2 separate regions of the Mus musculus genome follow, and region 1 is linked to region 2. A link is a loop called in an ENCODE intact Hi-C map of the cell type or tissue named here. Cell type or tissue: heart. All regions are shown on one strand. Each heading gives the region's core, and the rest is flanking DNA. Links, peaks and the distances in the headings are about the cores only.

The links. Hi-C counts contacts between places; a loop is a spot of excess contacts. Peaks named below come from ENCODE experiments on the same cell type or tissue, not always from the same donor. Only the 100,000 strongest peaks of a DNase experiment are listed, where the experiment ranks them.
Region 1: a loop joins it to region 2, with 2.4 times the contacts of the local background. A loop is called at or near these places in 1 of 42 quality-filtered maps.

The regions. Positions count from the first base shown.
Region 1 is chr1:131,134,544-131,142,872 of GRCm38, forward strand. Dyrk3 (dual-specificity tyrosine-(Y)-phosphorylation regulated kinase 3) reads right to left here and starts at 3,691. Exons shown (of 3, transcript NM_145508.2): 1 at 3,537-3,691; 2 at 1,717-1,828. The coding sequence starts at 3,613. In heart, for the core only: a CTCF peak has its summit at 4,371 (motif pointing left); a DNase peak (open chromatin) is centred at 3,788; H3K4me3 peaks cover 2,005 bases; H3K27ac peaks cover 1,992 bases.
Region 2 is chr1:131,055,353-131,063,681 of GRCm38, forward strand. Mapkapk2 (MAP kinase-activated protein kinase 2) reads right to left here. Exons shown (of 10, transcript NM_008551.2): 2 at 3,271-3,410; 3 at 3,000-3,064; 4 at 2,649-2,728; 5 at 2,142-2,268; 6 at 1,537-1,612; 7 at 1,062-1,186; 8 at 577-662; 9 at 407-487. Among named protein-coding and RNA genes, the nearest start is that of Mapkapk2, 38 kb to the right of the region's middle. In heart, for the core only: CTCF peaks have their summits at 5,123 (motif pointing left) and 5,345; DNase peaks (open chromatin) are centred at 4,259, 5,139, 6,715, 7,639 and 1 weaker place; H3K4me3 peaks cover 596 bases; H3K27ac peaks cover 3,274 bases.

The DNA of each region.
Region 1 (8,329 bases), core at 39-8,038, 79 kb after region 2:
CAAAAACAGAGCAAGCTGGCTAGCAAGGCTGGTCATGTGTGAAAGCTCTTGATCAAGAAACCAAATAAGACAGAAGAGCGTACATCAATATCACACACACAATAAAAGTGGATAGGGAGGTTAAAGAAAAGCCCTTGCAATGACATGTTGGATTAGAATCTAAAATCTTAGGGCTTCTCCATAACTGTCAGAGTCAACAACATGCAGTAAGAAATTCACTTGATCCTGAAATATAATTTGAGAGAAGTTTAGGATAGAGATCAACACGGATCAACTCTAACCTAAAGTTAAATGAGGTTTGTGCCTGATGCCCAACTGCAGGGAGCCAGGAAATTCGATGGCCACCACAGAGGTGGCTCTGGATTTCTCAGAGGTGTTCAGAGACCACAGAAATCAACTGACAGGAATGGAAAGAAGCCCCACTGTACCCCAGAAGAGATTAAAAATGGGGTGACCAGACTTCCAAACGTATTTAGACCAAGCTTGTAATATTATTAACCCTGAGAGTGGTAAGACCTAGGGAAGAACTAGAAACAATGACAAGGCTAACAAGATGGCTCAGCAGATAAAGGTGCTTGCCACTAAGTCTGGTCACACACACACCACAAAACATGCACAAATAAAATGTTACTATTTTTAAAGCAAAATTACAGAGTAAAGCAAGGAAGGAACAAAGCAACAAAGGTGGGTTTTAAGAGGAACCTCGGAAGGGAAAAGTACATAGCCGTGCCAGCTCAGGAAGTCAGACACTTCAGCAGATGACACATTGTAGCACAGTTTCAAGTCACAGACCGTGACTCCTTGCCTTGGAACTTGTCCAAACCCTGCTCTGCTCCTCTGCCTGTGCCTGTGGACTGTGAGTTCATCTCATTCTTACCTTAAACAAAAGGGCACCGAAAGCTAAGGGTCTGGGGCTCATAAAGGATCAGAATGTACCAAAGCCCAAGCTGGACGAGTGGCCCCCGGTGGTGCACGCCTTTGACCCCTACAGAGCGGGTTCCAGGACAGCCAGGGCAACACAGAGAAACCCAGGCTTACTGTTTCAACTTAATTTATGAAGTTTTGTTCTTTTGTTTTTTGGGTTTTTTTTTTTTTTTAAACTGTCTTTCATATACTGATCTGCCAGGACTAAACGGGAAAAACTGAGCTGATTGTGAATTCTGACACTATTTTCCTTGTTACTTCTGTTAAAAGAAGCCTTTGTCATGCTCTATGTATGTCACCTACCATAAAAAAGAAACACCGCTTAAACAAGAGTTCCTTCCGCGACCCCAAGTGCCATGCCTACCCCAGCAGAAGGAATAAGGAAAGGGTGGACTTCAAATCCAAACTGTTCCAAAAAAAGCCGACCTCAAACCACAGAAACTGTTTTCCCCAAGTCAGGAGAAATCAAAAGCAAACCAAGCATGGTAATATGAGTATGGTAATATACCCATTTAATCCCAGTACTCTGGAGACAGAGGCAGGTACACCTCTGACTTTGAATCCAGCCTGGTCTACACAGAGTTCCAGGTCAGCCAGGACTACACACACTAAGCAACTCTGTGTCAAAACAATAATCTTTCAAAAAGCAAAAGAACCACACACACTCCCCAACCAAAAACCTCAAAACAAAAGCAGCCAACCCACAAATAACAAATGGAACTCCCGCGTTGCCAAGAGCATTAAGGAGCACTTCCTCTTCCCCCAAGCAACTTTCTTTCCTTTCCTACTTACATTTAGCCTTCTGGAGACAGGTGCTTCAGAGGGGTTGCTGAATGTGTCCGAATAGGGTGGGCCCTTGGTTTCATCTATCATCATGAAAGTATCATAGACACCATCCCCCAACCTAGGAGAAACGGTTACAGATAAAACCGGTCAGTAACTAAACAAAATGAGCTTGCATTTTCAAAACACCCCAGGATTTAAGCGCTTCTTACCCTTTCTGACACTGCACAAAAACAAGCCGGGCAGTCGGCAGTGGGAGAGAAGGACTCTAACCTTTCTCTTCCCTGTAATTTTTTTTTTGTTTTTTTGAGACAGGGTTTCTTACATAGTCCTGGCTGTTCTGGAACTTGCTGTGTAGAGCAGACTGGCCTCGAACGCAAACTGATCCACCTGCCTCCACCTCTGCACCAACACATCTGTTTCCTTTTTCTTTGTAAAGAATGGAAAAAAAAAATCTCTGGATTCAATTTTACATTAGTTACAACAGACTGGTGTGGTGACACACTCCTTTAATCCCTCTCTCAGGAGGCAGAGGCAGGTGGATCTCTGCTGAGTTTGAGGCCAGCTTGGTCTACAGAGTGACTTCCAGGACAGCCAAAGCTACATAATAAAGAGACCCTGTCTCTAACTAACAAATAATAAGTAATCGAATGCTGTTCAAAAAATGAGGGACTACCAATTAACTTGAACTGAATAAGAAACCTAAAAGCAGAAAGAAATAAACATAACATAGAGGTTTGTTTTAGAATGCAAGTCTAACACCTCTATTCTAGTTTCAGCCCCTGGCTGTGCTACCTTCCCCCTCTGAACAGCCTCACAGGTAAATGGGAAGAAAAGGACGTCTACACTCTCAGACTACAAGAAGAGAAGACTAGCAGAACAGCTGTCTTCTCTTCATTATTTTATGCACCCATTTACAGCTAAGCTAACTAGTGAAAAAAGGCAGCCAACAGGAACCCACCCGATGCTTTGCTTTAAGTTACACGATGTACCAAATCTCTCTTCTGTTCCCACTTCATTTCCTGGCATATGGAGATATTTAAAATGCTAAAGGACTACAGAATGGTTCTGTCTTTACACTGTGGGTCCTCCACAGTGAAGGCACACAAACAATGGGCAGGATTTACTAAAGCCACAAGATGGCCTTGAATAATGCATTTTATCTGCTCCCAAGACTACGGATTTGCGGGTCACTCTGGTCACCGGTTCATGTTACCATCTCAGATTATATACTACTAACACAACCATGACTAGGTAACATTTTTCATTGTCTTTAAAAAAAATATCTTTTCAGTCACTTTTGAGATCTGTCTTATTAAAAAAAAATACTTATAGAGTTTAACACAAGTGTTAAAGGAATAAAGGAGGGCTTTAAAAACATCCCACAAGAAATTAAAATATCTTCTAAAAAATATATTGAGGTTCAGACAATGTTTTGATAACAGGCAATTTTCTAGACAGGTCCGGCCTCTGCCATACTGCACGATGAAACACACCAGCACCGCATCTGCAGAGTAACAGCCAGACGCGAACGAGCGGATTGGGTTCCTTTAGCCAGGGCCCGATGCGGAGGGGGAAAGGGACCCCCCCCCAAAAGCGGCACATGGGGAACAAGGTCCCGGGTCTCTGCTGCTCCACCCCAGGGCCAGGGCGGGCTGGGCAGACTCTCGGAGCAACAGGGCGCAGGTCTTGCGCGCAGGTCCCAGACCCAGCTCTCCGGAGGCCGCGCCGTCCCGCCCGCCCTCCCCCGCCCTTCCCGCTCACCGCGCTGATGGACAGGCAGCCCAGACCCGCAAGGAGTCCTCCCGCTCCTACCCGGGCGCCGTTACCTCCGCTGCTGCGGCGGGAGCCCGGCCCCCGGCAGCGCCGCGTCCTTCCTCCCGCGATCGCGGGCTGCGCCTCCCATCGCGAGCTCGCCCCGCGGACACAGAGGCGGCGGTTGGCCCGGTGGGTCGCCTCCAGCACCGCACCTGCTGGCTTCGCTACAAGACGAGGCTGGGCACTGGGCTCGCGCGGTCCGCAGGGAGACCACGCGGGAGCGGCCGCGTCGCTTAGCAACCGCGCACGCCCTGCCGCGCCTGCGCAACGCCGCCTTGGAGGGAGCGGGGAGGAGGCGGAGCGAGGGGCGTGCTGTTCCTGGGTGGTGTGCTCGCAGTTCTTTTTGCAAAAGAGGAAACTGGCTTGGAACCTACGCTTCTTCGTATTCACCTAGCCGTGAAACCAAACATGGGAGTATCAGCAGCACAGCCTGCCTGCTCAGCAGACCGCTTGGAGAGCTCTGCGCATCTTTAATATGTGAAAGCGTACCTCACTCTTTCTGAGAAGTACCGTCCATGTTAAGTCTATTTCGACAGTTAAAATGGAAGTGAAAAGAAAGGCTGTTAAGCCACAGAAGTGGCGGTTGTGTTGAGCTTGGTGCCCATCAGATTTCCTAAGGCTGCAAAACTCCTCTGCAAGAGCGGATTTGATTCCCAACACGGTCGTGGCAGTTCACAACCATCCATAACTCTAGTCCCGGGGTGTTTAATGCCCTCTTCTGACATCTGAGAGTAGCAGGCACGTATGTGGTGCACAGGCATAAACTCATACACATAGGATGAGCCCATTGGATCTATGAGAACAAAACAAAACAAAAACCAAAGGTTCTTCCACGCATCGGTGGCGCACGCCACCTGGTGCACACTGGAAATTATTTCATAGAGCATAATTCCACGAATCTTCAAATGTCCAACCGAGGCTCCTTTTGGGGTTCGTAAAAGTCACAGTCCCTGTTCTCAGAAGATCCACACTCTATTTGCAGCTAAGAATCTGTCCATTTGGGACACTTTATTTTCATCTGTTCAGTGTTGACTTAGCCTGTGATATAAGTAAAAATGTTTTCTTCAATGATGATCTTTTAGAAGTTTTCTGTCTCTCTTTCATCCACAACCAGTGCAATCTTACTTTCCTAGGGTTTTTGTTTTTAAATTGGGCTCTTTGACTCTTGTTTGTAGACAGAGTTCCATGGCAACAAAGGCACCTCCCCCGCTCCAAGATTACAAAATTCTACTAACTGATCCTGCTCTCAGGACTTCTAAGAGGTGAACACCCCAGACTACTACCGGAAGGGTTGGTTGGGACTTGCCTGGACATGTTTAATTACCTCATTTCGAATCACTGCAAGTCTTCCCTTCTGTCTTTAAGGCGCATCTTCTAGAGCCAAGCTAAAGCCTTCCTGTTCTACTTGCCTCCAGCGGGTTAGGGGAGTAGATACAGAGGCTGCCTTTGTCTTTAGTAGGTTATTTCCCTAGTAAGGGAGGGAGAACTCCTTGAGGGTGCTGGACCTCCTGAGTATCTGACCTTGGTGACCTAAGTACTTTTCAGTATTTCTTCAAAGAACCCCTGTTTTGTAACAACGACCACACCCTCATTAAGCAATTGCCCTGTACCCTCCGGCTCTTGAAAAGACTCATTTAAGTGTACTTCAACAGATATTGAAATACAAAGAAAATACGATTTCTCTGTATAAAGTGTTCCATATGCTTACATATGTGCAACCTATGGAAATCTATGCAAAATATATTTGATAAATGTTACATTAAAGTAAGTAAAAAAAGGTGGGGGAACATGCTGGTGGAAGGACAAAGTTTTGAGGAAGTGAGGAGTAGGAGGGAGGGACTTTGGTTGGATGTGATCGGATATATTGGATAGGGGCTGGAGAGATGGCTCAGTGGTCATGAGCACTAGCAGCTCTGGAAGAGGATCGGACATCTGAGAGTACCAGGCACACATGTGCTGCACCGACATATGCTCAAAAGAATAAGATAAATCAAAAATTTTTTCCAAAGATATAGTGTATGAAGTCACTGAATAATAAATTAACGGATTTTAAATAAATGAAGAGTGGTTGGAAATCAGCATTATCTTTCTGAAAATATAAAATAAGAATCCTACCACATACTAGCCAAGTCACCTGAGATGTCTGCCTGTCTTTAGAAGCCAGTTCTAGTGAACAGGAAAACTAAAGAGCTTGCAATATGTGTTTTAAATGCAATTATCCCAAAATCATAAGGAAAAGACACAGGGACCTGGAGTATTGCTCAGTAGACCAATGTCTGTGTAGCATGCAAGAGGCTCCGGTTTAGATCTCCAGTACAGAAAGCAAAGGAACCAAGTGGGCATTCAGAACTTGACCACAGCACCTTCAGGAGGGACACAAACATTCCCCTGTAATAACTCAGCTGTAATTTTTTGATAAAGCAGCTAGTGGGGGGTTGGCTTCCGTTTGAAATCAGTGTGTTGCTATGAATTTCTCTGTAGTGGAATATACCATGATACATGCATATACAATGATACATGCATCACAGAACTGAAATGCACGTTTAAAAGAAGTCATTCATTTAGAACCTGAGAGACTCACTGGTGAGTGAGTGAGTCTTGATATTTCCAGCTTTGTCAGCCTGGTCTTGTGTCTCCTAAGCCCTTAAGGTTGTCTTTACCAGTCCCAAACCCCTGTCCCAAAAGTTTATGTGTGTGTGTGTGTGTGTGTGTGTGTGTGTGTGTGTGTGTGTGATATCTACAGCCCTAAAGGTTGTAAAATGTGTGTGGTGTGTGTGTTTTTGTGTGTGTGGTATGTATGTTTATGTGTGTGTGGTGTGTTTGTGTGTGGTATGTATATGTGTGTGGTATGTGTTTTTGTGTGTGTGGTGTGTTTATGTGTGTGGTGTGTTTGTGTGTGGTATGTATGTTTGTGTGTGTAATGTGTGTGTGGTATGTGTGTCTGTATATGTCTCTGTGTGTGGTGTGTGTGTGGTATGTGTGAGTGTGTGGTGTGTGGTATGTGTGAGTGTGTGTGGTGTGTGGTATGTGTGAGTGTGTGTGGTGTGTAGTATGTGGTGTGTGATGTGTATGTTTGTGTGTGTATGGTATGTGTGTTTATGCGTGTGGTGTGTTTGTAGTGTATATGTTTGTGTGTGTGGTGTGTGTGATATGTGTGGTATGTGTTTGTGTGTGGTGTGTGTGATATGTGTGGTATGTGTGTGTGTCTGTATGTGTGTGTCTGTGTGTGTGTCTGTGTCTATGAATGTGGGCATATCTGAGCATCAGTGTGAACACCAGAAGATAACTATTGGAATTCAGTTCTTTCTTTCCACCTTTCCACCTTGGGTTCTGAGCATTGAACTCAGATTGTAAGGCTTGCTTGTGTGGAAAGTGCTTTTAGCAGCTGAGCCATCTTTCTACCCCTGAGTACAGTTCTTGACTTGAAAAGCCCGACATCTAGAATGAGAACAGGCATAGTATAACTCCTGAAGACTCTCCCTACGAGGAGGAACTGGATGCACACACTTACTCCTGATCACAGTTTACATGAACCCCAGCAGGGCCAGCTCCCTGATGACTGCTGAAGGTTGTGAATGATTATTTTTGGCTGTTCTCTGGGTTCTGAGGTTTCTGTCCTCTGAATCACACTTCCTTTTCAAATGAAAGATAGTTTTTGTTAGCAGGTGAATATTTCATTTTTTTTAAATGTTTCCTTTTTTTATAGAGGTTTGGGGAATCTAAAGTTTTGTTTGATTTCAAATTTTCTACTGTCTTTGTACTTTTGGTGCAAATTGATCATATTTTAATAATACAATTCAAAGTTGTAGTTCTGTGAGTCTTATTTGCTTTTATAGTAAACAAAGCCATGCATGCAAATCTCTTCAAAGTCTTTCTCTACTTTGTGCTTCTGAGGCTGCTGAGGGCAACATCTGAGGGCATTGCCCTTGCAGTCCTTGGGGGTCCTGTGAGGGCATCTCACCTGACTGAGATGTCACTTCAGAGCTCTCTGCTGTGTTTCAACAGTCTTTGAATTAACCCTTTATTTTAAGAAGTTCGGGGTTTTCTATGTATGTTTGTGTGTGTGTTTGCCTACATGTATGTATGTGCACCAAATGCCTGGTGCCCACAGAGGCCAGAGGAAGGCATTGGATTCCCGAAAACTAAAGTTACAGATGGTTGGTGAGTTGAATGTGGGTCCTCTCCAAGAGCAGCTAGTGCTCTTAACTACCTTGTCATCTCTCCAGCCAATGTCATTCATTTTAATTTAATATCTATTGGGACAGGGTCTCACTTTGTAGACAGGGCTGGTCTAATTTAGACAATCTTTCTTGGGAGATTACAGGAATGGGTCACTGTGTCCTACAGTGGTTTTCTTTTAAAGATTTGATTTATATGCAATAAAGTTAACTATTCTTTTTCTTCTTCTTTTTGTAGTTCGTGGAATTCATTCCAGAGCCTTTTAAACACTAAGCATGCTCTTGCCACTAAAGTATATCCCAAGCCCCTAAGTTCACTACAGGTCACAGTTCTGTGAGTTGTATCAGCTTCATACAGTTGTATAACCACCAATGCTATCATAGGTAGCAGAGCAGGGTGCTCTATCTGTGGTGGTTTGAATGGCCCCTATAGACTCATAGTGGCCTTATTGGAGGAAATATGTCACAGGGGTGGGGGGTGGAGTTGGAGTGGGTTTCAAGGTTTCAGAAGCTCAAGCCAGGCCTAGTGACTCATTGTCTCTTTCTGCTGTTGGTGGCTCCAGATGTAGAACTCTCAGCTACCTCTCCAGAACTATGTCTGCCTGAATTCCACCATGCTTCCTGCC
Region 2 (8,329 bases), core at 220-8,219:
ATCATCCTCCAGCACTGGCCACTGTGTAGCTATTCTCCCAGGAGCCCTCTGACAAGCTCACAAAAGGGGAAAGAGTCCTGGGCCAGCCATCCTGTAGGCCCTGCTCCAGTAAAGCCCTGTCTGGGGCTTTAATGCCCTCATCTGAAAACTGAGGGGATAGCACCTGATGCCATTTCAGGACCACTAGAGAGCCCCAGGGAGAGGAAGGCTCATAGGAAACAGACGGCAGTCTGGCCAGAACCTTTGCCACAAGCCAGTGAAGGCAATGGCTCCCAGTCACCTTTTGGTTGCTATGGAAACACTGGGATGAAGAACACAGATCCAAACTGTTCCTGCCAGGCCAGCACTCCTGCTGGGGACTTCCTGTGAACTGCCTTCCCAGCTCTCTTCCTCAGTGGTCCCTCACCTTGACATCCTCCCATCGTTCCTTGTCCTCCTTCAGGACACGGCTGGTGTGCAGTGGAGTCTGAGGGACCTTCGTAGATTGCTGAGGAGAGAGAAGTGGGATCAAGTGACAGTCGAGCATACTGAGCAACAGTCCCTTGCGCCCAGGTCTCCCCAGCCTGCAAAGCTTACCATGATCCAGGGGTGGTTCATGAATTCTGTGATGGTCATTCTCTGGGTGGGCTCTGTTTTTAGCAGATTCCGGATAAGCATCTTCACTATGGGGTGAGGCAGAGGACACAGCAGGTCAAGGGACAGGGCAGTTCAGGGGACTGAGACAGACAGCTCAGGGATCGAGACAGCTCAGGGGACAAGGACAGCTCAGGATCTATAGTTTTCCCTGCACTCTCCTGCATGAATCAGGCTCAAAGGAGACTGAATGAAGATAGATACCCAAGGAGCAATGGCTCCAAGGACCAGCATGCTGGACAAGCCCTGCACATACACATGGCTCTGACCATGCCTCAGGCACTTCCCACAGGCAGAACACACCTAGAAGGCATAGGAACAGGTCCAAGTCCCCAGTTCCAGCACACATGTGAAAAAGACTGATACCTACACGTGCGTACGCTCGCACACACTCACTCTTTCCCCTGTCCCCGAAGGCCGGTTCCTACCTTCTTCTGATACTTCTGACCACTCCGGGTTAGGAAATTCATACTGGCCCATTCGAATACGAGTCTTCATGCCCGGAGAGATGGCAAGGCCGTGATTGGAATAGAAGGGGGGATACCCACACAGCCTAAGGAAGAGAAGGGCAAAGCGGGTGTTATTTAGAAACCCTGCACCACTAATCAGGTAAGAAACAGACTCTGCTTGTTATAGTCCCAGAGAAATCGGGACTGCAGGACCCAGGAGTCTAAGTGCCAAGGATGTCACCTAGACGGCTAGCCCATTAGCTAGTTTCTACCACCACTTAGCAACCAGAACCCACCAAGCATCAAGTGAAGCAGGAACTCAGAATTCCCAGGGAGCCCCCATCCGAAGGGGAAATGCTAAAGCCTCCTCTTGTCCTGCAGTGGTAAAGCGTCCCCAGCTCCCTGACGCACTGCAGCCTAGCAGCCATCCCACACCACACACCAGCCCACTTACAAAATATACATGATGACACCCAAGGACCACATGTCACAGGACTTGTCATACTTCTCCGGGCCCAGGACTTCCGGAGCTGCAAAGCAAAGATCACTGTGGGTTGTCCTGGCTCTTTGAATGCTGAGACCTCCCCTGCCTCAGAGTCCTTCATCCCTTCATAAAGAAAGAGAGGCAACAGTGGGGGCCGGGGAAAGAAGAGGACCCTCTCCCAGAAGGGACTCTGCAGCTACAAGCTTAGGGTGCAATCACTGCTGAGCCGCTGAGAACCTACAAACATGTGGCACCCACTTAGCTTCAGGAACATGTCCTGGGAGTGTATTCGTGGAGTCAGCTGGGACTTTAGAGCAAAATCTGAATCCCAGACTCCACGGAGAAACCCTGGCTCTCCTTAGGAAGAGTACACAGATCCCAAGTGCTGCCCTCAGCCCAGCAGAGCATTTTCATAGCACTCAATCACAGCTTAACTCTGGCAGCCCACTCATGGCGGGGCCCTGTCAGATCTAGTACATCTAGGGACATAAAGACCCAGCATGCCTAGGTCTATGGTCTCCTGAGATGAGCAAAACGAGGCAAAGACTCAGTCCTTGGGCCTCCCCTGAACTCACCCACATAGTATGGTGTATAACACGGAGTGGTCAAAGAGTTGTGACTGGTGGTTTCCTTGGCAAAGCCAAAATCAGTGAGTTTCAAAATGGCATTGGGCCTTTTGGAAGTATATAAGAGGTTCTCAGGCTGTGGAGAGAGACATGAGTGGATAAGATCCCTGTGGAAATGCTGAGGAACCCAAGTGGGAAGGACTGTGCCTTCCGTTCATCCGCTCAACCACTGCATCCATCCAGCCCCTCTGCAGCGGGCAGCGTGAAGGCATCGGCTCCCTGCTACAGAGACTGCCGCGTGGAGCCATGGGGACTCCTGTTGACTCAGAAATCCATGTGTGGGACGGTGAGGTGCTGACGAGCAGCCACAGGCTGAGTGCAACCAAACTGAGCTTCACTACCAAGTTTGTGGTCCCCTGTCCCAAGCCCCACAAGCCACAGACTGGGCTGCAGACCCATCCTACGCTGACAGACCAGGCAGTCAGGGAGCATGGGGTTTATATAAGCAGGTGTCACCTTGACATCCCGGTGAGCAATGTTGATCGAGTGCAGGTACTGGATGGCCTCGCCGATGCTCTTCATGATCTCTGACGCCTCTGCAGACGAGAGAGAAAACCCGAGCTGGAGGTCTGAAAGCTCAGACACCAACCTGCTGACGCAGCCCCAGTCTCCCACACCCACCAACTCATCAGACACACAAAGGAGCTAGGAGCTGACCCTGCCATGGCTAAGGGAGAGAGGCCCATGGCCAGCAGTGAGCCTGAGAAGGCAACACCCTCCCCCACTCCTGTGACAGGGCCCTTCAAAGAGCCTACAGTTGCCTACTGCTGTGCACACAAAGCCACTGCCACAGCAGACCCTCTCTACCTCTTTCTGTGAATGCCTGGTCTCCTCGGTCCTGGATTCGACTAAAGAGCTCTCCACCATCGAGACTGAAAGGAAAAAAAAAAAAAAAAAAAGGTACAGTGAAAGATCTGTCAACCAGCATGTCACCCCACCCCCACGCATTCCACTGCCCCCAAAGGAAGCCAGATGCTGATATCCCAAGCTTCAAGATCCATAGTGGGCTGTCTGCAGAGGCAGAGGCACCTCATCATGGCATGGGGATAGGATGGTCAGAACCCTGCAGGCTACTTACCACTCCATGACAATCAGCAGGCACTTCCTCCCGGCATACAGGTTCTCATAGACATCCACGATGTGCACAATGTGTGGGCACTGGGAGGCCCTCCAGTGCAGCTCCACCTCTCTGCGCGCCTTCGGACAGTCCTGGAGCATCTGCAAGGCCAACACCTCCTGAGTGACACAGGGCTACGAGAAACAGCTGGCCCCACCAACACTACAAATGTTTTCTTTCTTTTTCTTTCTCTCTCTCTCTCTCTCTCTCTCTCTCTCTCTCTCTCTCTCTCTCTCCTTTCTCTCTCCCCCCCCCAAGGTCACTCTCACAGCATCTTCCCCAACCTCTCCCCTTCCAGGACCCTAAGATGACTCTAATCACTCAACACAACACTTCAGCTTGACTCTCCAGAGCCTGAACAGGAAGCTGAGACAACTCTCATTCCATCAGCTAAGAGCATGAAGTCTACAGAAGGAGAGGCAGCAGTTAAGTATTGGAGGACAGTGTCCCACGGAGTCAGAACAAAAGGAACCACTTCAAGGACAAGAAAGGGAGCGACTCCAGAATCCTCAGGGACAGAAACTTCAAACCTATAGCAGACTCAGCCCGGTGGTCTCTGGAGTCAGCCCGATGCTGATTGGGACCCTGCTGCTTGCCAGAGTTGCAGCCTTGAGCCACACTCATGTCCCTTCTTGCTCCTGGGACTGGGTGTCCAGGAGCATGAAGTCAAGCTGGACCCTCATCAGCCTTAAAAGGCCGGATTCTGGTCAGTCTAAGCCAGCTACTTGTTTCCGCCCTTTAGCTACTGACTAGCTTAAGAACAAGCCTAATGTCCAAATGGCCCAGAAGAACTTTGATGGCAATTTACTGAGAGACAATCACAGAAAGAGCACAGGACCAACACTGTCTCCAGCACCTGGCAGCTAGGAGCATGCTGTCACCATGGTCCCAGTAAAGGGTCTGGCCACAGAGCAGTGAGAAGCCAGTGAGAGACAGCAGCTCCCAGGATCCCTGGGACATCACCAAGCAGCCTGTTTCCTGCCAGGCACAACCAGGAGACAAGGCAAGAAAGTGGGGATTCAGGGCCGACTGTGGCTCCTCAATGAAACCAGGGAGTGTGACCCTGCTTCCAAAGCAAAACAAATAAATAAATGGAAAATGTTCCTGATTGTTTAAACTCTTTTAGGAGAATTCCATTGTTAGAACCAAAGGCATCCTAACAGACCTCTGCTTTGTACAGTGGAGTAGCCACTTTTGCTCACAGCTATGCTATGAGGGTTAAACTGTGCTCAGTAGGAACAGCTATCATTTTTACTAGAATGCCTGCTCAATGCAGGGCACAGAAGCCAAAATCTGTAAGACAAAGACCTGAACAGATCTACCCATACATCACACTCTCCAACAGCTCTGGACATTCTGCAGTCTGAGCTGGCAGGGAAACAGGCCAGAGAGCAGACGGACAAGCAGGCAGCAGGCAGGCGCGGGGGGCCTTCGATAAGGTGGAGACTGGGCACTGACTAGAATGAGGCCAATGTGGACAAGCAGGGAGACCAAGAAGAGAGCTGAGGTCTGGGAAGTGGGGTCAGACAGCCAGAGACAAGCTCGGAATCCCCACCAATAACACTAATGTGCTTTCAGGCTATAGTCACGTTGACCCATTTCAGAGAGTAGCCTGCCCAAGGCTAAACTCCTAGGATGACAGCCACAGCCTGCATCAGGCCTGACAGACAAATTCCAAGTCTTTCCACCCTATCACTCAGAGTCTAAGAAACTGTCAGAGGCTGAAACTTCTCAAAGTGGCTTCAAAGAGGCAACTTCTCAAGCAGAAACCCACAAAGAAGACAGCTATCTCCCATGTGCTTTGTGTCACACTGCCACCTTGTGGTCAAATGAGAGCATGGCACAAGCTTGTATGGGGTTGGGGTGGGGGGTGGGGGTCACGGGGTGTGCATTTTTATTTTCCCATGTTGTAGGAGGAACAGAAAGAGACACTGGCCAATTCCATGTGCACATAATCAAGTAGTGACTGAACTTCTACTGTAGACCACGCATGGCACTGAACATCAAAACCAAAACAGACTGACAATCGGAAATGCCAGGCTAGTGCAGCAGGACAGATACCCACCGGAGGCAGGCACTGGAAAGATTCATAATTCAAGTCTCTCTTCCATTCTCCACCACAGTACAGAACAAAAGTAAAAAGAATCCCATGGGGGAACCCACACCCTCACTCTGCCTCCACATCCGAGGGCAGGAGATAGATATCAGAGATGAACACCCTGGGGAGCTGTTGGGCCCCACGTTCAGGCCACGATGCCAAAGTAGACAAAATCGTAAAGACAACAGACAGTGCAGGCAAGCGTTCTGAGGAAAGTTGATCCGTAGACTGCACACTGGGTTTGGGATCCAAGAACACAGCTGTCTTAGGATCACTGCTATCCACAGCCGGGGTTCGTCCATGGCACTGGGAGGGTCAGGTTCCACCTCACAGACAGGAGTGTTAGGGCCAGCATACTCAACAGTTCCAGCTGAAGTGGGGTCATCCTTCCTGGCAAATACATGTCCAGTAGTGCCACACCCATACTCCCAGCACTTGTGGCCCGGCAGGAGGAGTTCTCTGCCAGCCTGGGCAATATAGCAAGTCCAAGGCCAGCCTGGACTATAGAGAGACCAGCTTATAAACGCAACAAAAACAAAGAAGCTCTACATAAGGTTCTCTTCTCTTAAGCTAAAACCAACACTTTCCATACTGATGCCTTCTCTCCACAGGTGAAATAAAGTTTGATTTCTTTAATCAAATCCCTCCTCTCTCTTCCTTCACCTAGTAGTAAATGTATTTTCAAGCTCTCTCCTCCAGGGAAAATTTCTGGAGTGTGGCAACTGCCTTACTATCTAAACTGTGTCCCCCCTGCACCTCCACAGTGGGACAGGTGGGTGCATGCACTTGCTGCAGGCAGGCCTCTCTCCTCCAGGTGAAGTCAACTGGATAAAGACTAGGAAAATCTCAATCCTTAGAGAAAACTAAAATTTTACAGGAAAACAAGTAACTGAGATGAACTTCATTAGGTTTTATCCTCTAGAAACTTGGCTAGGTTGGGCAGATTAGGGATAACTATGAGAAGCCTTGATTTTTACAATACGTATAGAGGTTTTAGTGGGGTTTTGTTTGAGATAGGGCCTCCTGTATACCCAGTGTTATCAGACCTTCACTGGTTATGAATACTAATTGAAGCTATGGAAGGCCTTCATAGCAGGCAGGCGGGCGGGTTAACATCAAAGAGCGGGGCCATGAGGTGCCACAGACACTTGTAGACAAGTGTAGCATACAGAACACTGGAGAGAAAAAGCAAGAATGCACGGATCTCAAGTACATGGCTAAGTAAAGACAGACAAGAGAGGTGGCCTGAGCCATCCAGGCAGAGAGGTGACAGGAAGCTGCTAGCACACCCCAGCTGAGGAAGAGCTGGGCAGCCAGGAGGGTCACATGGGAAAGGTCTCATTCCCACAGTGCAGAGAGGACACTGGAGAACAAAGGGCTCAGGACCTTCGCTCTGGGGGATGGACTTTCCTACAAAGAAAAAAACCACAGCATTGAGAGAAGGTGTACCTGGAAGGAACTGAAATCCATGATACCCATGCTAAGCCTCGAACCAATTCTGTGCCTTGACTCAGCCCTATATGGTGTCTCTGAAATGCTCTTGCAGAAAAGGTCGAAAGATGTGTGTTCCAAACTAAGGTACACAGGCCAAGGAGGCCTGAAAGGCATGCAGGGTTCAGGATCAGGTCATGGAGCCCACAACCCAGGGAGGAAGTTTTAGGTAGGGTCAGTGAGGGAGGTGTGGGAATTGTGCACAGGATTAAAAACAGGGGCCCTAGACTCTGGTTGTACACCTTTGACCCCCTTACCTGCCCTCCAGGAGATCTTCCATCATGGGGTCTCCTGAAAAGATAGTCTAAGTCAACCCAAAAGCCAAAGAGGAAAGAACAGAGAGGAGCCTGGTCCTATGGCATGACATGAGGACAATAGGAGCAACAAATAAGCTGCCCCCACATACTTTATACCTCAGAGACCTCACACACTGGAAAACGAGGGAGGGGGCTCTGAACTCCACTGAGAGTGGGGATCCTAACCCCTGGTGCCTCCCATCTTCTCATGTGCTGAACAGGCCCATGACAGGCCTGAGGGGGCAGCCTATTAAACACATGTAACAAGGACAAGAATGCACACTAGCAAGACCAGCTTGGCACACGACAGGCACCACACCAGGGTTCTGCTATTATTACTCGGCTGCTATTCCTGTACATCAGTTCCCCTGAGGTGGGCAGCTGGAATCCCAGGCACACCCACTTCCCTCAGGGGTTATTCATAGCCCTAGACACCAGGCAGTGGGGACCCAGGATATGGTGCAGCCTTGAGTTTCCCTCTACACACCACTTAAAAGGGACAGCTGGAGCGGGGATGTGCCGAGTCCGACTTGGTGCCAAGAGTGATGCACAAGTCCAATTCAGGCACCAAGTGCGCTGCTGTGTTGTTAAACAAGACCTCTACATTCCCAGGAGGCAGCTGGGGGCCTGGAGGAAAGCCCTGTGTGGGGCACCAACTCACCACTCCCTTAAGCCAGGCCACAGTCCCTCTTTCTGGACCACAAATGCTTCTTTTGTACCACATGGATGCCTCAAAGCTTTTCAGGGTAAAAGGAAAGGAGGACCTGGAGCCACTGTAGGCAAGTCTCAGCAACCTCTTTCGTGAACATTCAAGTAGCAGGCATAGCTTATGGTTGGAGTTCTCCAAATTAAATGTCTAAGTATTTCCAATGTGTCATCTCACCTGGCTCAACCCTCTGGAAGGGAGCATCCTATTTTATAAATGAGGTCCTCCATTATGGAGTAATCTTTCCATAGGATTCTCCAGCCAGCTGTGGCAGGACTGGAATATGAAACCCATGTAAGTAGCACTTCCTCCCAGACACCTAGACACACACCTCTGCAGGCCTCTCCTAAGCGCTCAGTCCCCAGCCGAGAACCAGCTCACTCTCCCAGGGTGCAGGCCTGAGGTCCCAGTCGTCACCCTTCCCCACTC